2 separate regions of the Homo sapiens genome follow, and region 2 is linked to region 1. The links are chromatin loops, found by intact Hi-C in ENCODE. Cell type or tissue: Calu3. All regions are shown on one strand. Links, peaks and the distances in the headings refer to the core of each region. The heading gives the core; the rest is flanking DNA.

Evidence for each region. A loop is a pair of places that touch in the nucleus more often than their neighbours do. Peaks named below come from ENCODE experiments on the same cell type or tissue, not always from the same donor. Only the 100,000 strongest peaks of a DNase experiment are listed, where the experiment ranks them.
Region 2: a loop joins it to region 1, with 15 times the contacts of the local background. A loop is called at or near these places in 23 of 110 quality-filtered maps.

The regions. Positions count from the first base shown.
Region 1 is chrX:74,338,614-74,349,433 of GRCh38, forward strand. No RefSeq gene overlaps it. Among named protein-coding and RNA genes, the nearest start is that of ZCCHC13, 40 kb to the left of the region's middle. In Calu3, for the core only: a CTCF peak has its summit at 5,615 (motif pointing left); a DNase peak (open chromatin) is centred at 5,538.
Region 2 is chrX:74,019,155-74,029,974 of GRCh38, forward strand. All of the region lies in intron 3 of JPX (JPX transcript, XIST activator), which reads left to right. FTX (FTX transcript, XIST regulator) reads right to left here. Exons shown (of 7, transcript NR_028379.1): 7 at 8,982-10,397. Among named protein-coding and RNA genes, the nearest start is that of JPX, 80 kb to the left of the region's middle. In Calu3, for the core only: no CTCF peak of the experiment used is centred there; a DNase peak (open chromatin) is centred at 6,187.

The DNA.
Region 1 (10,820 bases), core at 985-8,984:
CTTTTGAATATTTGATTATTATGTATCTCAGTGTAAATCTCTTTGGCTTGTTTTGGTTCACTTTTTTGAGACAGGGTCTCACTCTGTCACCCAGGCTGGAGTAAAGTGGTATGATCATAGCTCAACATAGCCTCCATCTCCCAGGTTCAAGTGATCCTCCTGCCTCAGCCTCCTAAGTAGCTGGGAGTACAGGCATGTGCCACCATACCCAACTAATTTTTAAATTATTTTTAGTAGAGATGAGGTCTCACTGTGTTACCCAGGCTGGTCCTGAACTCCTGAGCTCAAGCCATCCTTCCATCTCAGCCTCCTAAAGTATTCAGATTACAGGTATGAGTCATTGCATCCAGCCAGTGTAAATCTCTTTGAATTAATCTTACTTGGATTTTATTTTTGAGCTTCTTGGATGTTTATATTCATGTCTTTCATCAAATTTTGGAAGTTTACAGCCATTATTTCTTCAAATATTTTCTCTGTTCCTTTCTTTCTGTGTACTTCCTCTGAGACTCCCACAATGCATATTTTAGTCTGTCTGATGGTGTTCCATAGGTCCCTAGGCTCTGTTCACTTTTTTCAACCTTTTTTCTTTCTGTTCTTCAGACTTGGTGATTTCCATTGTCATATCTTCAAGTTTGCTGATTCTTTTCTGCCTGCTCCAATCTGCCTCTAAACACCTCTAGAGAACTTTTCATTTCAATTATTATACATTTTGGCTCCAGAATTCTTTTTGGTTTCTTTTTAGTTTTTCTTTTTTCTTTTTTTTTTTTTTTGAGACAGGATTGCACTCTTGTTGCCCAGGCTGAAGTGCAATGGTGTGATCTCAGCTCACCGCAACCTCTGCCTCCCAGGTTCAAGCAATTCTCCTGCCTCAGCCTCCCGAGTAGCTGGGATTACAGGCATGCGCCACCACGCCTGGCTAATTTTTTTTGTATTTTTAGTAGAGATGGGGTTTCTCCATGTTGGTCAGGCTGGCCTTGAACTCCTGACCTCAGGTGATCTGCCCACCTCAGCCTCCCAAAGTGCTGGGATTACAGGCATAAGCCACCATACCCAGCCTCTTTTTAGTTTTTCTATCTCTTTATTGATATTTCAATTATGTTCATACAGTTTTCTTGACTTTCTCCGTATCTTCTTTTAGTTCCTTAAGCATTTTTAAGACAGTTATTTTAAAGTCTTTTTCTAGTAGATGTGCTATCAGGTTTTATTCAGAGACAGTTTCTGTTTATTTTTCCTTTGAATGGGCCATACCTTCTTGTTTCTTTGTATGCCTTGTGTTTTTTTGTTTTTGTTGTTGCAAACTGGACATTTGAATCTAATATGTGGTAATACTGGATATCAGATATCCCCCTTCCCCCAGAGTTTACTTTTTTTGTTAGTGCTTATTGGTTTTGTTTTTGTTTCTTATTGTTGTAGGCTATCTTTGTACCAAGGAGCAGCCTGAGGTATAAACTTAAGGTCTTCATAGGTCTTTTCTGAGTCTGTAACTTTCCCTGGGTGTGCACAGTCACTTTCTACTTTTCCCTGTGTATGCAGTTGCTTTTGAATGTCCTAGTCCCCAAAAAGAGGAAAAAGAGAAAAATGAAGGGGAGAGAAAAGAGAACCAGACCTTAAAATGCCCTGGAAGTCACTTTAGCCAGAGTGGGAGGGACTTGAAACAATACTGGGAAGTAGAACAGCAATGGCCACCCACCTCTTTGTCTGCACTTCTGTGATTAAAAGCAGCAATTAGTGATTAGAGAGCATGAATCCCTGATATTTGGAGGACAGGGTCCATTGTTGCCTACCCTGGCTCCTACAAGCTGTGTGTAGGTTGCTCCAGAAATATGTGCACACCTGCATGCCACGTGGCTGGGAGTAGGGGATGGGTAGTTGCTACTATACTAAGAGCTGAAATTGATTGGAATTAACCACAATTTACTATCTAAGCCTTTCCAAGGAAGTTCCAAGCATTCAGAAGTCTCCAGACTTTGGAGTCTCCAGAGTTCCAAAGAGTTACATCAGACAGATTCTTCCAGTGTGATTATTGTCTATGTGGGGAGATAGGTTCCTGGGACTTTCTTTTTTTTTTTTGAGACAGAGTCTTGCTCTGTCGCCTGGGCTTGACTGCAGTGGCCCAATCTTGGCTCACTGCAAGCTCCACCTTCCGAGTTCATGCCATTCTCCTGCCTCAGCCTCCCGAGTAACTGGGACTACAGGTGCCCGCCACCACGCCTGGCTAATTTTTTTGTATTTTTAGTAGAGACGGGGTTTCACCGTGCTAGCCAGGATGGTCTCGATCTCCTGACCTTGTGATCTGCCCGCCTTGGCCTCCCAAAGTGCTGGGATTACAGACGTGAGCCACTGCACCCGGCCGGTTCCTGGGACTTTCTATTCTCCCATATTCCCAGAATCTCCTTATGAGGTTTTAGAGGCTTATCCTCTGCAAACATAAAATCAGCCCAAGAAGTAGAACTCATAGTTCTTGCACAAACTTTTAAATTAGCCACCAATCTTGAAGTAAATATCTATACTGATAGCAAATATGCATTTGGAGTCTATCATGCTATGAAACAAATATGGAAGAATAGAGGCTTTCTAACATCCATGTGAACTAAAATATCACATTGTAAACTAATTCTCAATCTTTTAGAGTTATCCCAGCTTCTCCAACAGATTTCTGTAATTCATTGTGGTGTGCATACCAGACACAGTAAAACGTCTAAAGAAATTTAATTTGCACACCAAGCTGTGAAAAAGGCTACTAAAGTTTTGACTGGAGAAATTTAATCACCATTACTTATATCCGGGGATTCCTATTCACAATTTCAGAAACGTGCAACTTCACAAGATTTAGAAAATTGGAAACCAAGGGTATCTAAGAACACCATAGGGCTTTGGGAATTATACAATAAAATTATTCCTGCACTTCAATTGTTGTACCTTGGATGCCTTTTTCATATTGTCAACAAACTAATTTAAACAAAAGAAATATACTGAACACCTTGGAATCTTATCACACTTGGAATAAAGATCAAATAATTCAGGATATAATACAAAGGTATGTTGCTTGTCAGAAAAATTGTTTACAGGGGGCACATAAGGAAGCTAAGGAAGCCTACTGAAGGCATTATTACCTGGAATCTGGTAGCAAACGGATTTTATAGAGTTTCCGTCCTCAGAAGGTAAGAGATATTGATTAGAATAATTGTATATGATGTCTGAATTACTGGAAGTGCTCCTATCAGCTAAAGCAGATGCTCAAACAGTGATCAAGGCCTTACTGAATTTTATCATCTCAACCTTTGGAATTCTAAATATCTGGAATCTGTTGGGAAAAGCTATTTCATTTCTATGGTAACTTAAGAGCTCTGTAAAAAAAAAAATTGCCAGTAATTTACAATACTCCTTATTATTCCCAGTCTTATGGACAAGAAGAATGAATGAAGCATATTCTAAATAATTTTTTTAAACAAAAGTTTTCACATATTTATTAATGAACCAACCTACTAGTACAGAGCATAGAAATAAAGATAAACATAATTTTCCCCATAAACATGTCCAACTGTCCAGATAGTGATGTTTTCAGTTTTATACAGTAAGATAATTGTGACCTTGATACAGCATAAATATGTGTGCCATCTCATGTTCAATTCCTAATAAGGGAGGAGACCACCCCTCATATTGTCTTATGCCCAATTTCTGCCTCAAAGAAAAAGTAGGAGTTAAAGAAAAGACAGAAGTGAAATCAGTAGTCAGACAGCCTGGTGCTGCATTCCAGGCCTGGTAGTTAAACATCGACCTCTGACCTAACTGGTTATGTTATCTATAGATTCCAGACATTGTATGGAAAAGCATTGTGAAAATCCCTGTCCTGTTCTGTTCCATTCTGATTACCGGTGCATGCAGCCCCCAGTCCCGTATGCCCTGCTTGCTCAATCGATCACAACCCTCTCATGCGGACCCCTCTTAGAGTTATAAGCCCTTAAAAGGGACAGGAATTGCTCACTCAGGGAGCTCAGTTTTTGAGCCGTGAGTCTGCTGACGCTCCCGGCCGAATAAAGCTCCTTCCTTCTTTAACCCGGCGTCTGAGGAGTTTTGTCTGCGGCTTGTCCTGCTACACTTATAGACTAAGCTTGGTTCTTAACCAATGCATCCTCCAGGAGTTTTACTTGATTTTATTACCAGTTTTCATCCAAATCCAGAATGGGATGATTTCATACTTGTTTCTTAGCTAGGAATCACTTGATCCTAAGTGTCTTGTGAGACGACAAGGAAAGGAATAGAGTTGACTGCATATACCGTGATGGAAGAGTAAGGCCATACTCTAAAGAATTTTTTGGCTAAATAATATCAAACCACTGGCTTGTGATAGCCCAGAATCTTATCACACTTTACCATTGATTTTATTAAAAATAAGGTCACCTGTTTCAGCAAGTGTGTTATTTCTCCCTTTGAGTTTTTGTTTGGAAGATTTATAAACTCAGGGTTTAATTCTAACTCCTTATTAGATACAATGGAAAACACTTATGATATCAGATACAGTACTCAGAGGGTTTGCTGGTTCTTTGGCCTCATTACACCATCGCATGGCCAGATCTGAAACAATCCCTCTGAGGAGATGTGTCATTGATATCCACCAGGAAACAATGTCTACAATCAAAGTGTTCCAATGACCAGGAAATAAAGTCTATATCAAAGTGTTTCAATTATAAACTGTATGGCTACTACTGTTATATAATTAAGCTAAAGATTGCCCCCATATTGTTACTTCTTCACAGCAGGCTAGTACCTGTAGCTCAAAAGCCTAAAATTTTTACACATCCAGTTGTTTTAAATATAAATCAACTAAGCAGATTCTGGCAGATTGGCCAGTTACAGCCAGCCTGCTTTACATACTCCACAACACTATACCTAACATCTGCTAGACATTGATAAGACAAACCCTGTATCTATAAAAAACCAAGCTAATGCTGACCTTTGATGCTCTCTAACCCAGAAACTCCCTGATATGGTTTGGATCAGCGTCCCTGCCCAAATCTCATGTTCAATTGTAATCCCCAATTCTGGAGGTGGGGCCTGGTTGCAGGTGATTGGATCATGGAGGTGGTTTCCAGTGGTTTAGCACCATCCTCCTAGTGCTGTCTTGTTATAGAGTTTTCACAAGATCCAGTTGTTTAAAAGTGTGTGGCACTTCCCCAACCCCTCTTCCTCCTGCTCCAGCCATGCAAGACGTGCTTGCTTCCCCTTCTCTTTATGCCATAATTGAAAGTCTCCTGAGCCCTCCCCAGCCATGCTTCCTATGCAGCCTGCAGAACCATGAGTCAATTAAACCTCTTTACTTTATAAATTGCCCAGTCTCAGGTATTTCTTTATAGCAGTGTGAGAATGGACTAATACACTCCCCATCTTGCTGCTGAGTAATATAACCTACACAAATAAACTCTATCTCTGATTCAGCCCTCAGCTTTCCCCTGGGAGTTCCCTTGCCCTTTCCCCTTCTGAGTAATGACCCGGTACAGTTGCCTCTGGATAGTCTCCTGCTGTGAAGGACTTCCTCTCTCAAGCAACCTCTCCAAGTGCCACCCAAACAAAGCTTGTTATGTGCTACTGCCACCTTGTGGTTATCTTTTTTGGCTCAGCCTCAAAATCCTACAAGTGAGTTCTATAGGATCCTGGTGATCAAGCAATTGGGAAGAGGTCTATTCCCATCGGTAGGACAATAAATAGGCAAATTGATCTTGGAAGGCCTTTAAGTGATTGGAATTCAATATTTGGAATACCTCTGCATCAGTTTGGCATGGCATCACTCTTTGCTGTACTTCATTCTATAGTTTTTGTGGTCTCCCTATATACCTCATTCGCCTGGCCAAGTTGTAGCACCAGTATTTTAGTGAACTCACATCATTAGAACTTTTATGGTCAGAAATGCTAAGCTGCCCAGGAAAGATCAGCCAGCCCACCTGGGTCCCTCGCTAGGCAGGTGCTAGAAGTTGTAAGATCCACGGTCCCAAACAGGAAAAGGAGAAGAGTTCATGCTTCTGGACCAAGAGTGGGCTGCCCCTGATCCCATAACAGCTACAGTGAAAGGAGCTCCCTTAGCTCAGCTAAGGATTTGAAGTACTCTGAGATGAGAGGACATCTTTGTCCTTGGGGACCACTATAGTAGGCAAAGGAGCTAATTAATAAGGCAGATGCGTCAGATTAGGGTAGGTCACCTAAATGCAGGTGGGAAAGATGCCTTTGCAAGCAGTTAGTATGCTTCTGCTGATGTGACACAATTATGTTGTTGAGAATGTTGTCACTCTATCCCTTCCTTGGAAGGATGTTGAGATCCCAATTCTTGGGCTGAGCTGGCTAAAGCATTTTCTTTTTTTTCTGGGTTTTTTTTTTTTTTTTTTTTTTTTGAGACGGAGTCTTGCTCTGTCTCCCAGGCTGGAGTGCAGTGGCGCGATCTCGGCTCACTGCAAGCTCCGCCTCCCAGGTTCATGCCATTCTCCTGCCTCAGCCTCCCGAGTAGCTGGGATTACAGGCGCCTGCCACCACACTCGGCTAATTTTTTGTATTTTTGGTAGAGATGGGGTTTCACCGTGCTAGCCAGGATGGTCTCCATCTCCTGACCTCGTGATCCGCCTGCCTTGGCCTCCCAAAGTGCTGGGATTACAGGCGTGAGCCACTGCGCCCATCCTTTTTTTTTTTTTTTTTTTTTTTTTTTTTTTGGTGACAGGGTCTTGTTCTGTTCCCCAGGCTGGAATGCAGTGGTTCCATCTCAGCTCACTGCAACCTCCACCTCCCGAATTCAAGCGATTCTTGTGTCTCCTGAGTAGCTGGGATTACAGGCGTGCACCACCACACCCAGTTAATTTTTGTATTTTTAGTAGAGATGGGGTTTCGCCATGTTGGCCAGGCTGGTCTTGAACTCCTGGCCCTAAGTGTTCTGCCTGCCTTTGCCTCTCAAAGTGCTGGGATTATAGGCACAAGCCACCGCACCCAGCTGCATTGCTCAAAGTGACTAAAGTTAAGGAAATTTATACCCCTGCTCCTCCCAGGACTCTAAAAGAAGTCACTGTCCTGCTATACATGTGCTCCAAATCACAAGATATAAGCTGGACCTTGCTCTAGGCAGCTTCTCATCAGCATGCCACCTGAAGAGGAAGTAGGACCCCCCCCCCCCCAAACTACCTGTAGAGGAGGACTGGTGCTCACTAGAAAAAAAAAAAAGCAGCATGGTGTCACCACAGTAGTGACTGGGATGACTTGCCCTCTGCTTTGCTGGTAACCACCTGCAAAGTAATAAAGACAGAAAAGACAAAAGGGGAGGACCAAAAAAGAGGTGCTAATTTTTACTTGGTGGAGGAGATATATCCTCTCTCTCACCTTGAGGCTGCTTCTCTCCTTAAAGACCTAGCCCAGAAACTGAATGATAAAGGGTCTGCCTAGCTATATAGAAGGAACCTGGCAAAGAGCTAGCTCCACCTAAAGGGCACTGACATTAAACAGTTGGCTGCCATAGTATGAGATGAAAAAATGGTGTCTCTATTAAAGGATCCTGCACAATTTGTACAGAAGGTTGTAATGATCCCCAGAACAGACTTTGGATGTTGGCCCAAATATATCTTGTTGATATGGATTTTTTATGGCTTTACAGGCTGCACAGGCTATCGTAGGCCTTTTAACAGCCTAAGCCAACTGTCAATGGAAAATGTTAGTCAAGGCCAATGATCTCCTCCGCTATTTGGGGATGTTGGAGTGGGCTTATCAGGCAACACATATTTTGTGGTATGATGACTTGGCAAGTCCAGAGGATGTTGAATTAAATCCTGAATCCATCTAGTTGTTTTTCAGGAGGGCTCTCAACAAATATATGTTATGTCCTCTTTACTGGCAATGATGGCTAATACTAAAACAGTAAAGAGGCCATAGATGCCCTAGATTTAGTAGAAACTCATGAAACACAAATTCAAAGCCAAGTGTTGCCTGTTAATTCTACAAACAATACCCCACCTGGCCTAAATTAAAATAACTATCAACAGTAAGGTCACCTCCCTCCTAGGCCAAACAAACCACCTACAGTCAGGGCCCTGGTTAAGCAAGAACCCTGAGATGAACAAGAGGGATTATTGCACCCTAAAGGGGAAGAAGGCCCCAAATTGGATGATCTCTGGTAAATCAGTGCAACAATCATAATACTTACTACAGTTAGATTACAACCGGTTGCAGACTTCCCATTTCTTTTTTTTTTTTTTTTTTTTTCTTGAGACGGAGTCTTGCCCTGTCACCAGGCTGGAGAGCAGTGGCGTGATCTCGGCTCACTGCAATCTCCGCCTCCCGGGTTCAAGCGATTCTCCTGCCTCAGCCTTCCGAGTAGCTGGGATTACAGGCATGTGCCACCACACCCAGCTAATTTTTGTATTTTTAGTAGAGACAGGGTTTCACCATGTTGGCCAGGATGGTCTCAATCTCCTGACCTTGTGATCTGCCCGCCTCGGCCTCCCAAAGTGCTGGGATTACACGAGTGAGCCACCACGCCCGGCCTTTTTTTTCTGAGATGGAGTCTCACTCTGTCGTCCAGGCTGCAGTCCAATGGTGCAATCTCGGCTTACTGCAACCTCCGCCTCCTGGGTTCAAGCAATTCTCCTGCCTCATCCTCCCAAGTAGCTGGGACTACAGGTGCACGCTGCCATGTCTGGTTAATGTTTTGTATTTTAGTAGAGACGGGGTTTCACCGTGTTGCCCAGGCTGGTCGTGAACTCCTGAGCTCAGGCAATCTGCCCGCCTCGGCCTCCCAAAGTGCTGGGATTACAGGTGTGAGCCACCGTGCCCGGCTCCAGCCTTTTTTTTTTTTCTTTTTTGAAACAGAGTATGGCTCTGTCACCCAGGCTGGAATGCAGTGGCAGAATCTCAGCTCACTGCAACCTCCACCTCCCGGACTTAAGCCATCCTCCCACCTCAGCCTCCTGAGTACCTGGAACTGCAGATGCACACCACCATGCCCGGCTAATTTTTGTATTTTTTGTAGAGGTGGGGTTTTGTCATGTTGCCCAGGCTGGTCTTGAACTCCTGAGCTTAAGTGATCCGCCAGCCTCAACCTCCCAAAATGGTGGGGTTACAGACGTGAGCCACCACACTCAGCCAGTCTTCTCATTTCAAAGCCCTTTTACCTTCTGTACTTGTTCTTGATCTCTGTCAGTAACAGAAGCTCACTTCCACATAGGGATCCAATGGTCATGGAAGTGAACCTCTTCTGGTAGAATATCACCATTTACCACATTAACTGTGGTTTGGGCTCCAAAAAAGAAATAATGCTGACTGGTTTTGTTGTACATGGGTACCCAAATCTCCCCAATCCCCCAAATCACTCATGTTTTAAAGAGACCACTTACCCGACCTCTCCAAAGAGGACTAATTAAGTGGGAAATTACTTGCTTAACTATTAAAATTGGCCCACTTTCTGCTCAAAGATGCTTTTGTCCTAGTTCTTCTCCACCCTCACCCCCTTTTCCCATTAATAGAATGGACCTCCTCAGTTAGCAGGTAACTTCATGGAACAAACTTAAGGCTTTTACACTATTGATGGGTGCTGCCCAGTGGGAATCAGTTAACCTTCCCCTATTGGTGTGGAAGGTAAATATACCACAGTACTGGCTAAGGCAAGACACTGAAGGATTATGACTTCTCATAGCTGCCTTAGTTAAAGAAAGGCACTGATTCCTACCAGCTCGCCTTTAAATTCTCCAATATGGTCTGTGCTTAAAACCACTACTAACAAATGGTGGCCAACTTAGCCTAAAGAGAGTTAACAAGGCTGTTCTCTTTATTAGAGCATCCCCACCAGATATTGTTGCCTTAGTAAACAACATTCAAAACAACAAGGGTAAATCGTTTGTAGTTACAGACTTGGCTAACATGTTCAATTCAGTAAAAATTTCACAGGAAAGTCAATCACAATGTACCTTTGCCTTTGGTGGTCAACAGTATGCCTTTTCCCAGTTACCTATCGGAAATTTAAATAGCTCTGGAATTGCACAGTTTTTGCAAACAGGACCTAAATGTGTACCCTGCGTTTCCACCAGAAACTTGGCTTTGGCTGAGTTACATATATGACATCCTCCTCACTGTACTTGATTAAGACTGTCTCACAGTCCATCATAACTGTGAGTAAACACCTCACTGAGAAAGGATGGGCAATTGTCCTGCATAAGATACAAGGCCATCACAGTCTGTTAAATTTGGGGCTATATCTGGAATTTAGGAGGGCAAACTATTCCTGATCTGGTAAAGGATAAGCTCCTAGCACTCCAACCTCCCCCATTGGTAAAGAAGGCTTAACATTTGGTACCAATGTTTGGATTTTGGTGCCAACACGTTCCTTACCTCCAATATTTGCTAGTTCCTATATATTGAAAAGCCCATAGTCTTTCATTTTCCAGTAGGGCTCTGACCAACAACAAATGCTAAACTAAAGGAGGCTATTGCTTTGAAAGTTCCACCAGTGCTTTGAGAACAGGACTTAACAATGAATTTCAACCATGTCTTAGTTCATTTTGTGCTGCTATAACACAATAACAGAGAATGGGTGATTTATAAAGAAAAGAAATTTATTTCTCATAGTTCTGGAGGCTGAGAAGTCAAGATCAAGGTGCCAGCATCAGATGAGGGCCTTATTGCTGTTATGGCAAAAGGCATCACATAGGTGAGAAAGAGAGAGGGAATTAGGCAAAATTTATCCTTTTATAAGGAACACAGTCACTCTATAATGACATCAATCCATTCATGAAGGCAGAGCCCCCATGACTTAATCACCTCTTAAAGGTCCCACTTCTCAATACTGTTGCATTGGGGAT
Region 2 (10,820 bases), core at 1,616-9,615, 320 kb before region 1:
CATAGTGTCTTCTAACTTCCAAAGGGCCACACTAGCTTTCTGGGAGAGGTTCTTAACCAGGCTGAGATGGGTTAAATGACACAGGGTAAAGAATATGGGTATGAATGAAGATCATTGAGATTCAGGAGAAAGTTGAAACCTAATCTAAGGAATTTAAGGAACACAATAAAACAATACAGATGTTGAAAACTGAAATGGCCATTTTAAAATCTGGTAGAGCTGAAAAGCACACTACATAATTACATAATGTAATTGGGAGTATTAACAGCATAGATGAAGCTAAGGAGAATCTCAGCTCTAAGACTATTTAGTTGAATTAGCTGTCAGACAAATATTTTAAAAAATTTAAAAACTAAACAAAATCTCTATGAAATATGGCATTCAAATCTATGAGTCACTGACATTCCTGAAAGAGGCAAAGAAAGCAAGCAACTTTTTAGTTTATTGTCCATCAGTTTTTCTGCAACCTTGCTAGAGAGGCCAAAATTCAAATTCAGGAAATTCTGAGAACACTGCAAAATACTGTCCCCCAGACAGTTATCAGATTGAAATGAAAGAAAATGTCCAAAACAACTATAGAGAAGGGCCGGGTAAACTACAAAGGGAAGCCCATCAGGCTAACGGCATACCTTTCAGCAGAATCCCTAGAAGCCAGAAGATATGGATACCTATATTCGGCGTTTTTAATATGAAGTGATTCCAACCAGTAATTTCATATTCAGCCAAATTAAGCTTTATAGGTGAAGGAGAAATAAGATCCTTTACAGGCAAGGAAGTGCCAAGGCATTTCATTACCACCAGACCTGCCTTACCAGAGGTCCTTAACTGAGTGCTCAATATGAAAAGGAATGACCATTATTGGCCACCAAAAAAACACATTTAAGTACACAGACCACTGACACTATAAACCAAATGCACAATTAACCAGCAACCAGCTAATAGTAATACAGAATCAAATATAAACATATCAGTGTTACGTTTGAAATTAAATAGACTACTGTCCTAATAAATGATAAAAAGAGGCAAGTTGGATAAAAAAGACCGAACTGTATGCTGTCTTCCTGAAACCCATTTCAGAAGTAATGGCACCCATTGACTCAAGGTAAAGGGATGGAGAAAATTCTACCAAGCAAACAGAAAAAAGGAGGAGGGACAGATTGCTATTCTAACTTCATAGAAAATAGACTTTAAAACAGCAATTGTCAATAAGGACAGAGAAAGATATAATCATGAAGAGTTCAACTCAACAAGAGCTAACTATATATGCACTGAACACAGGATCATGCGCGTTCATAAAAGAAGTTCCTACAGACCTATGAAGAGACTTAGATAAGCAGACAATAAGAGTGGGAAACTTCACTACCCCATTGACACTATTAGATCACTGAGGCTGAAAGCTAAGAGATATTTTAGTCCTGTACTTGACACTTGACCAAATGGACCTATCAGACATCCATATTAATGTCCACCCAAAACCACCAAGTACACATTCTTCTCATCTGCACATGGCACATACTCTATAGTTGACTACACAGTGGGCCATAAAACAATCCTCACCAAATTCAAATAACAGCAAAATCATACTAAACAGATCTTTGGACCAGAGCACAATAAAAATAGAAATCAACACGAAGATTACTCAACACTATACAATTACATGGAAATTAAGCAACTTGATCCTTAATTATGTTGGCATAAATAATGAAGTTAAAGCAGAAATGGACAAGTTCAATATCTCAATTTAACAAGCTAATATAACAAACAGAGGAATTAGAAAACGAGTACACTAATTCCAAAGCTAGCAGCAGACAAGAAATAACTAACCAGTTTTGAAATTGAATCAGTAATAAAAACCCTACCAACCCTACCTGGACCTGATGGATTTATGGCTGAATACAACCAGATATGTAAGAAAGAGCTGGTGAAATTCCTAGTTAAGCTATTCCAAAATATCAAGGAGGAAGGACTCCTCCCTTAATCATTTTATGAAGCCAGCATGATCCTGATACCAAAACTTGGCAGAGACACAACACAAACTTGAGACAAATATCCTTGATGAACTTAAAAGGAAAAATTCTCAAGAAAATACCAGCAAACCTAATCCACTTGCATATCAGAAAGCAAATTCCCCATGATTAAGGAGGCTATATTTGTGTGATGCAAGGTTGGTACAACATACAGAACTTACGAAAAAAATGTGATTTATCACATAAGCAGAGCTAAAACCATGTTCATCTCTATAGATGCAGAAACTATTTATTTAACATTACTTCATGTTATGAACCCTCAACAAATTAGGCATTGAAGAAACATATCTCAAAATAATGACCCATCTGTTACAAACTCACAGCCAACCTCATAATCAACTGGCAAAAGTTGGAAGCATTCCTTTTATGACCAGAGCAAGTCAAGGATGCTCAGTGTCACCACACCTATTCAACATACTACTGGAAGTTCTAGCTAGAGCAATCAGTTAATAGAAAAGGCATCCAAATAGGAAAAGAAGTAAAACTATCTCTGCAGACAACATGATTTTATACATAGAAAACCTCAAAGCCCCAAAGCTCCTAGATTAGATACAAAACTTCAACAAAGTTTCAGTATAAAAAGTCAGTCTGTAACTTAGCATTTCTATACAGCACCAACATCAAAGCTCAGAATTGAATCAGGAAGGCAAACCCATTCACAATAGCCACAAAAAGCATAAATCACCCAGGAACACATTTAACCAGGAAGGTGAAAGATCACTATAAGGAGAATTACAAAACACTACTGAAGGAAATCATAGATGACACAAATAGGAAGAAATGACATTGTTAAAATGGCCATAATCCCCAAAGCAATTTATACATTAATTGCTATTCAAACTACCAATGACATTCTTTGCAGAATTAATACAACCTTTAAAAATTCATATGGAGTGAAAAAGTCCTAATAGCCAAGGCAATTCTAGACAAAAAACAAACTTGGAAGCATAACATTACCTGAATTTGAAAGTATTCTACAAGATTACAGTAACCATAACAGCATGGTACCGGTATAAAAGTAGACATGGAGGCCAATGGAGCAGAATATAGAACACAAAGCTGTACACCAACAGTCATCTGCTTCTCAACAAAGTTGACAAAACAAGCAATGAAGACAGGACTTCCTGTTCAATAAATGGTGCTGGCATAACTGACTACGTATATATTCAAGGTTGACACTGGACCGCTTCCTTACATTACATATAATGACTCAATATAGATTAAGGGCTTAAATGTAAAATATAATACCATAAAAATGCTAAAATATAACTTAGGAAATACCATGCTGAACATAGGTTCTGAAAAATATTTATGATGAAGACTCCAAATGCAATTACAGCAAAAACAAAAATTGACAAATAGAACCTAGTTAAACTATAGAGATTCTGCACAGCAAGAGAATCTATCAATGGTGAACACAATGTACAGAATGGGAGAAATATCTGCAAATTATGCATCTGACAAAGTTCTAATATCCAGAATTTATAAGCTACTTAAATTCATGGGGAGAAAACCACATTGAAAATATGAAAAAGTACATAGACATTTTTTCAAAGGAAGACATGCATACAGCTAGGAGTCATATGACAAAATGCTGAACATCACTAATCTATAGAGAAATGCTAATTAAAACCACAATGCAATTCTGTCTTACACCAACCAGAATGGCTGTTACTAAAAAGTCAAAAATAGTACGTTGTCGAATCTACAGATAAAAGGGAATGCTTATGGATTGCTCGTTGAATTGTAAATTATTTCATCCATTGTGGATAGCAGCTTGGTGATTTTGCCAATAACAAGAACATCAAACAGAAATACCATTTGATGCAGGAATCCCATTATTGGTTTTATACCAAAAGGAGTATAGATTTTAGGACCATAAAGACACATGAATGTGCATGTCAATTGGAGCACTCTTCATAATAGTGAAGATATGAAGTGAAGCTTAACACCCACTGATGGCTGACCATATGAAGAAAACATACATGTACACCATGGTACACTACAACATCATAAAAAAGAATGAAATTATGTCCTTTGCACCAACATGGTTGAACTATTTTGAAAATACGTGGCAGCAATGTCAAATCATCAGAAGAAAAGGAACCATATGATTTTGTAAATGGGCAAATAGAGTAACCATTTCTCCAAAGAATACACAAACATGACCAAGAAGTAACTGAAAAAAAACCACAAGTCAAAACCACAATGTGAGATTCTCTCACTGCAGTTCAAATAGCTGTTATCAAAAGGACAAATAATGCTGTCAAGCAAGAAGGCAAAAGGGATCTCTGATAACACTGTTGGGGGAGTCTTGCTCTGTATTCCAGGCTGGAGTGCAGTGGCATGATCTCGGTTCACTGCAACTTTTGCCTTCCAGATTCAAGCAATTTTCCTGCCCCAGCCTCCCAAGTAGCTGGGATTATAGGCATATGCCACCACACCTAGCTAATTTTTGTATTTTTAGTAGAGGCAGAGTTTCACCATGTTGGCCAGGCTGGTCTCCAACTCCTGACCTCAGGTGATCCACCCGCCTTGGCCTCCCAAAGTGCCGGGATTACAGGTGTGAGCCACCACGCCCAGCCAATATTCACGGTTTTCTAAAACAATTAGTTGATAAAACTACCATACTATTCAGCATTTCTTCCATGGGCTACATCCAAAAGAAGGGATGTAAATATATTGAAGAGATAGCTGCACTGATATGTTTATGGCAGTATTTACAATCACTAGGATATAGAATCACCCTGTGTGTCCATCAGTTGATGAATGGATAAAGAAAGTGTGGTATGTATACACAATAGAATGAATATTCAGTCATACTTAAGAATGACATCCTGTCACTTGCAACTACATGTATGGAACAGTAGGACATAATAAGTAAAATAAGCCAGGCATGGAAAGACTGTGTATTCTCACTCATTTGTGGTAGGTACAAAGAACCTATGGATTTAGAGGGTGGAATGACGGTTATCAGTAATGGGTTGATGTGTTAGGAAAAGGAAATAAGGAGGGTATGGTTAAGGAGTACAAAATGCCATTTGAAAGTAGGAATAAGATCTGTTTTGCGGGAGAACAATAGGACAGCTATAGTAAATAATTATTGTATATTTGAAAGTAATTACAAGAGTAGAAGTTGATTGTTCCTAACACAGAGAAATGATGAATGCTCGAGGGAATGTATATCTCCATTACCTTGTTTTGATTGTTGCACATGACACATTTGTATTGCAATATCATGTGTCCCATATATATGTACATATATACAACTATCATGTCCCAATAATATTTAAGCATATGTGATTTTTATAAACAAGTGAACTAGTTAGGGGTAGATAAATCTAAAATAAAAACAAGCATAAATCTATATATAACAAGTCTACAGCTAATATAATGAACAATTGAAATTCCTTCCTCTAATATCTGGAACAGGATAGGATGCCCACTTTCACCACTTTTATTCCATATAACATTCTATCCAGAGCTATTAGGCAAGTGAAAGAAATAATGGGCATCCAAATGAAGAGAAGTTAAATAATATTGCTGCAGGATTCTAAGGAGCAATACAGAAATTTTTAGCATTTACATTTGCCAACAGTGAAAAATCTGAAAAAGAACTCAAGAAAGCAATCTCATTTGGAATCTCTACAAAAAAATCAAATAGTCAAACTTTGAAGTCATGAAACATCCCTACAAGGTATTGAGGGAACCGGCCCCCAATATTTCAATGTAGGTTCTTTTCTATTTTTCCTAAGTGTTGGCCGGTCTGAGAAATAAAGGGTAAGAGTACAAAAGAGAGAAATTTTAAAGCTGGGTGTCTGGGGAAGACATCACATGTCAGCAGGTTCTGTGATGCCCCGAGCCACAAAACCAGCAAGTTTTTATTAGCGATTTTCAAAGGGGAGAGAGTGTACGAATAGGGTGTGGATCACAGAGATCACATGCTTCAAAGGCAATAAAATATCACAAGGCAAATGGGCAGGGCAAGGTCACAAGGCCAGGGTGAAACTAGAATTGCTGATGAAGTTTCATGTCCCACTGTGCATGCATTGTCATTGATAAACATCTTAACAGGAAACAGAGTTCAAGAGCAGAGAACCAGTCTGACTAGAATTTGCCAGGCTGGAATTTCCTAATCCTAGCAAGCCTGGGGGTGCTGCAGGAGACCAGGGCATGTTTCATCCCCATCTACAACTGCATAAGGCAGACACTCCCAGAGCGGCCATTTTAGAGGCCTCCCCCTGGGAATGCATTCTTTTCCCAGGGCTGTTAATTATTAATATTCCTTACTGGGGAAAGAATTCAGCGATATTTCTCTTACCCATTTTCGGCAATAAGAGAAATATGACTCTGTCCTGCCTGGCTCCCAGGCAGTCAAACCTAATGGTTATCTCCCTTGTTCCCCGAACATCGCTGTTATCCTGTCCTTTTTTTCAAGGTGCCCAGATTTCATGTTGTTCAAACACACATGCTTTACAAACAACGTGTGCAGTTAACACAATCATCACAGGGTCCTGAGGCGACATACATCCTCAGCTTACGAAGACAACAGGATTAAGAGATTAAAGACAGGCATAGGAGATTATAAGAGTATTGATTGGGGAAGTGATAAATGTCCATGAAATCTTCACAATTTATATTTAGAGATTGCAGTAAAGACAGGCGTAAGAAATTATAAAAGTATTAATTTGGGAACAAACAAATGTCCATGAAATCTTTACAATTTATGTTCTTCTGCCATGGCTTCAGCAGGTCCCTCCATTTGGGGTCCCTGACTTCCCGCAACAAAAAGGAAAACATTGATAATGGAAACTGAATAGGACACAATGAAATGGGAAATTATTCATAATTAAAATATCATTACTGCCTAAAGCAGTCTGCAGATTCATTCTTTTTGTATCAAAAATCAATGATATTCCTCATAGAAATAGAAAAAGAATTCATAAAATTCATGAGACCACAGGAGATACTGAGTATCAAAAGTAATCCTGAGGAAAAGCAAAGATGAAGACATCATACTACTTCAAAAGATACTACAATGTCATTGTAAACACAATGTGATGATATTGGCATGATATACACGTAGATCAGTGGGATGAAATCAAGAACCCAGTGATAAATACAGACATTTACAAAAAATTCATTTTTAAAAATCACCATAAATATATGTTGTGGAAAGGATAGTGCTTTCAATGAAAGTTGCTGGGAAAACTTGGTAATCATATGCAGAAGAATGAATCTTACCATATGTAAAAATAAAATTAATATGGGTTAAGTGCTTATGTCTGAAACTATAAAAAGTGGTAGATAAAATCTTTGTATAAATGCTTCTGGATATTTGTCTAGGCAAAGATATTTTGGTAAGCTCTGAAAAGCAGAGGCAACAAAAGCAAAAATAGACATAAGTTCATACATCTAGCTAAAATGCTTTTGCACAATAGAGGTAACAAAATAGTGAAACCAAAATTATAATGGGAAAAAACCTGATAACTATGTTTTTTACAGCGATGAGAATATATATTCATATCATCAGAAGGCAAGCAAATAATCTGATTTTAAAGGATAGATTAAAAGAAGGCATAAGTTGCCAACAGGTATATGTAAAATTTTTCATCATCACTAATCATCATGGAAGTGCAATTTCAAGCCACAATGGAATGTTGTGCAATTAAAACAAATATCTAAAAGACAACAGATGGTGTTGAGCATGCATACAATTGGTTATGCTCATGTACTGTTTCTGAGAATGTAAATTTGTATAGCCATTCTTGAAAACAGTATTGTGTTGTCTCATAAAACAAATGATGTAACCACTATACTGTGTCAATTCCACTACTCAGTATTTATCACAATGAAAGGTATCAGTATATTAGGAGGATATTTTCATCCATCTCCTTATTGCAGCTCTATTCACAATAGCTTTTGAATTAACCTGAAAGTTCATCAAGGGATGCATGGAAAATGGCAATATTATATATATGCACTATTGAAAATTGTTAATTAAAAGGAACAAAATCATATCACTTTCAGTAATATGACTGGAATTGGAGGTCATTATGGTAAGTGAAAGAAGCCAAGCACAAAAAAATAAACACTGCGTGTTCTCATGTATATGTTAAAATATAAAATAGTTGATCTGCTTGGTGCGCAGAGTTGATTGCTGGTTACTGAATGATCTTCTATTCAAGGGGGGAAGACAACAATTTTGACTAATGAGTACAAAAACAAGTAGAATAAATAAGTCCTAATATTTGATAGTACAGTAAGGTGACAACAGTAAACAGTATTTCATGTTATTGTTTAAGGTTGCTGAAATAATAGAGGAATTATAATGTTCCTAACATAAAAAGAGACTAATGTTTGGGGTGATGCATGTTTCAACTACCCTAGTTCAATTACTACTGACTGTATTCATGTATCAAAATACCACATGTACCCTCTAAAATGTACAACTTTTATGTATCCAGGTGAATATTCAAAATTCAGAGATTAGTGTGAAAATGTTACCGCTTATTTTTCCATCAAAATTGTTATTAAAATAGCTTATCAGGTGTTTTTGTTGTCTCATGGAACCACCAAATATCTATAGTAGATACACAAAAAATAAAAAGTAAGACATTTTACAACACCACAAGATTAAAAAATAATTACAAGATAGTGGGAGAATAAAAAAATGAAGGAAGGATCTAGTAATAAACAAGAAAGCAATTTACAAACATTTCTTTAAATATTAACAATATTTTGAATCTAAATGGAATAAATTCTTCATTAAAAATAGAGTAGCAGAATGGATATTATAAAATACTGCCTATAAGACACTCACTTCACTTGTAAGGACACATGGACTGAAAGTAATGGGATGAAAAACTATTGTATAGAAATCGAAAGCAAACGAGTATCAGTAGCTAAACTTATTCCATCAAACTATACATGAAGCCAGAAACCATAAAATTTGGGAAATAAGTTTATTACATAATGGTAAAAGGGGTTAATTCAGCAAGAGGTTATAGTAATTGTAAATACATATATACCCAAAACAGAAGTGCTCAATCATATAAAACAAATATAATAACTTCTGAGTGGACAGATAGATTGCCATACAATAATAATAGGGGACTTAAGTACTGAAGTTTCAGCAATGGGCAGATCATCTGGATCTGACTTACACTACATCTGGCTTACACTACACTTTATGCCAAATAAAGCAAACTGACGTATACAGAATACTTCGTCTAACAGCGGCACAATCTACATTCTTCTCTGCAGAAGATGGATCTTTGCGTAGGCCTTATGTTACGAATCAAGACTAGTTTTACATTTAATAATACAGAAATTATACCACATTTTTAAGCACATTGCATGAACCTAGGAACTATTAGTAGAATGAACATTAGAATGTTCACAAACACATAGAAATTAAACAATATGCTTTTGAATAATGAATGGGTGAATCATTAAATCCAAATGGAAGTTAAAAAATATTTTGACAAATGAAAGATGAAACACAAAACACCAATATTTGTGATACCAGAAAAGTACTTAAAAAATAACCTTATGTTACACCTGAAGCAACTATTAATATAATGGGAAGAACAAACAGTCCAAATTTTACAGAAGGAAGCATATAATAAAGAGCAGCGTAGAATAAATGAAAAAATTTGTACTCATACAACGTACGCAAATCCAGTCATGAGAAAGAATATCTGAAGAGACCAATAACAAGTAAATTGTATCCATAATAAAAATCTCCTATCAAATATATGCCCATAGTGCTTCACTGGTAATTTCTGTCAAACCTAATTCCACTTTATATTAAGAGGATTACTTGCCATGTTCAAATGGGATTTGTCCCTCTGAGGCAAGGATGTTTTAAATAGTCTTATAAAGGAGGAGGGACACCGCCATTTGATCATCTCAATAGATTTAAAAATAAAACAGTTTTATAGAATTTGATATAATAAAAGCTGTCAACCAATTAGGCATAGAAGGAATGTATCTTTATACCATATAGGCAGTAAATGAAATACCCACAACTAACATCATAATCAATGAAGAAAACATGAAATATTTTCTTCGGAGGTAAAGAAGCCAATTATGCCCACTCTCAGCACCTCATTCAACCTAGTTCGGGATGTTCTAGCCAGTACAGTTAGGCAAGAGAAGGAAATTAAAGGCATTCAGATCGGAAAAGAGGGAGGCAAACTGGGTCTGTGTGGAGATGACCTGAACTTATGTGTAGAAAATACACTCTCCTGGCCGGGCGCGGTGGTTCACGCCTGTAATCCCAGCACTTTGGGAGGCCAAGGCGGGTGGATCATGAGGTCAGGAGATCGAGACCATCCTGGCTAACACGGTGAAACCCCGTCTCTACTAAAAGAAAAACAAAAAAATAAATTAGCTGGGGGTGGTGGCGGGCGCTTGTAGTCCCAGCTACTCAGGAGGCTGAGGCAGGAGAATGACATGAACCTGGGAGGCGGAGCTTGCAGTGAGCCAAGATCGTGCCACTGCACTCCAGCCTGGGTGACAGAGCAAGACTCTGTCTCAAAAAAAAAAAAAAAAAGAAAGAAAGAAAGAAAATACACTCTCCCCTTAAAACCTTTTGGAAGTGATAAAGAAATTCAGTAAAATTGCATAATACAAAACAGCCATACAAAAACCTGTAGCATTTCTATATCCCACCAGTGGGTAATTTCAAAAAGAAAACAAGAAATGAGTCTCATTGACAATAGCTTACAAAAGTACCGAGGAAGAGATCTGAACAAGCCAAAGATTTCTGTAATGAAAACTCTTTAA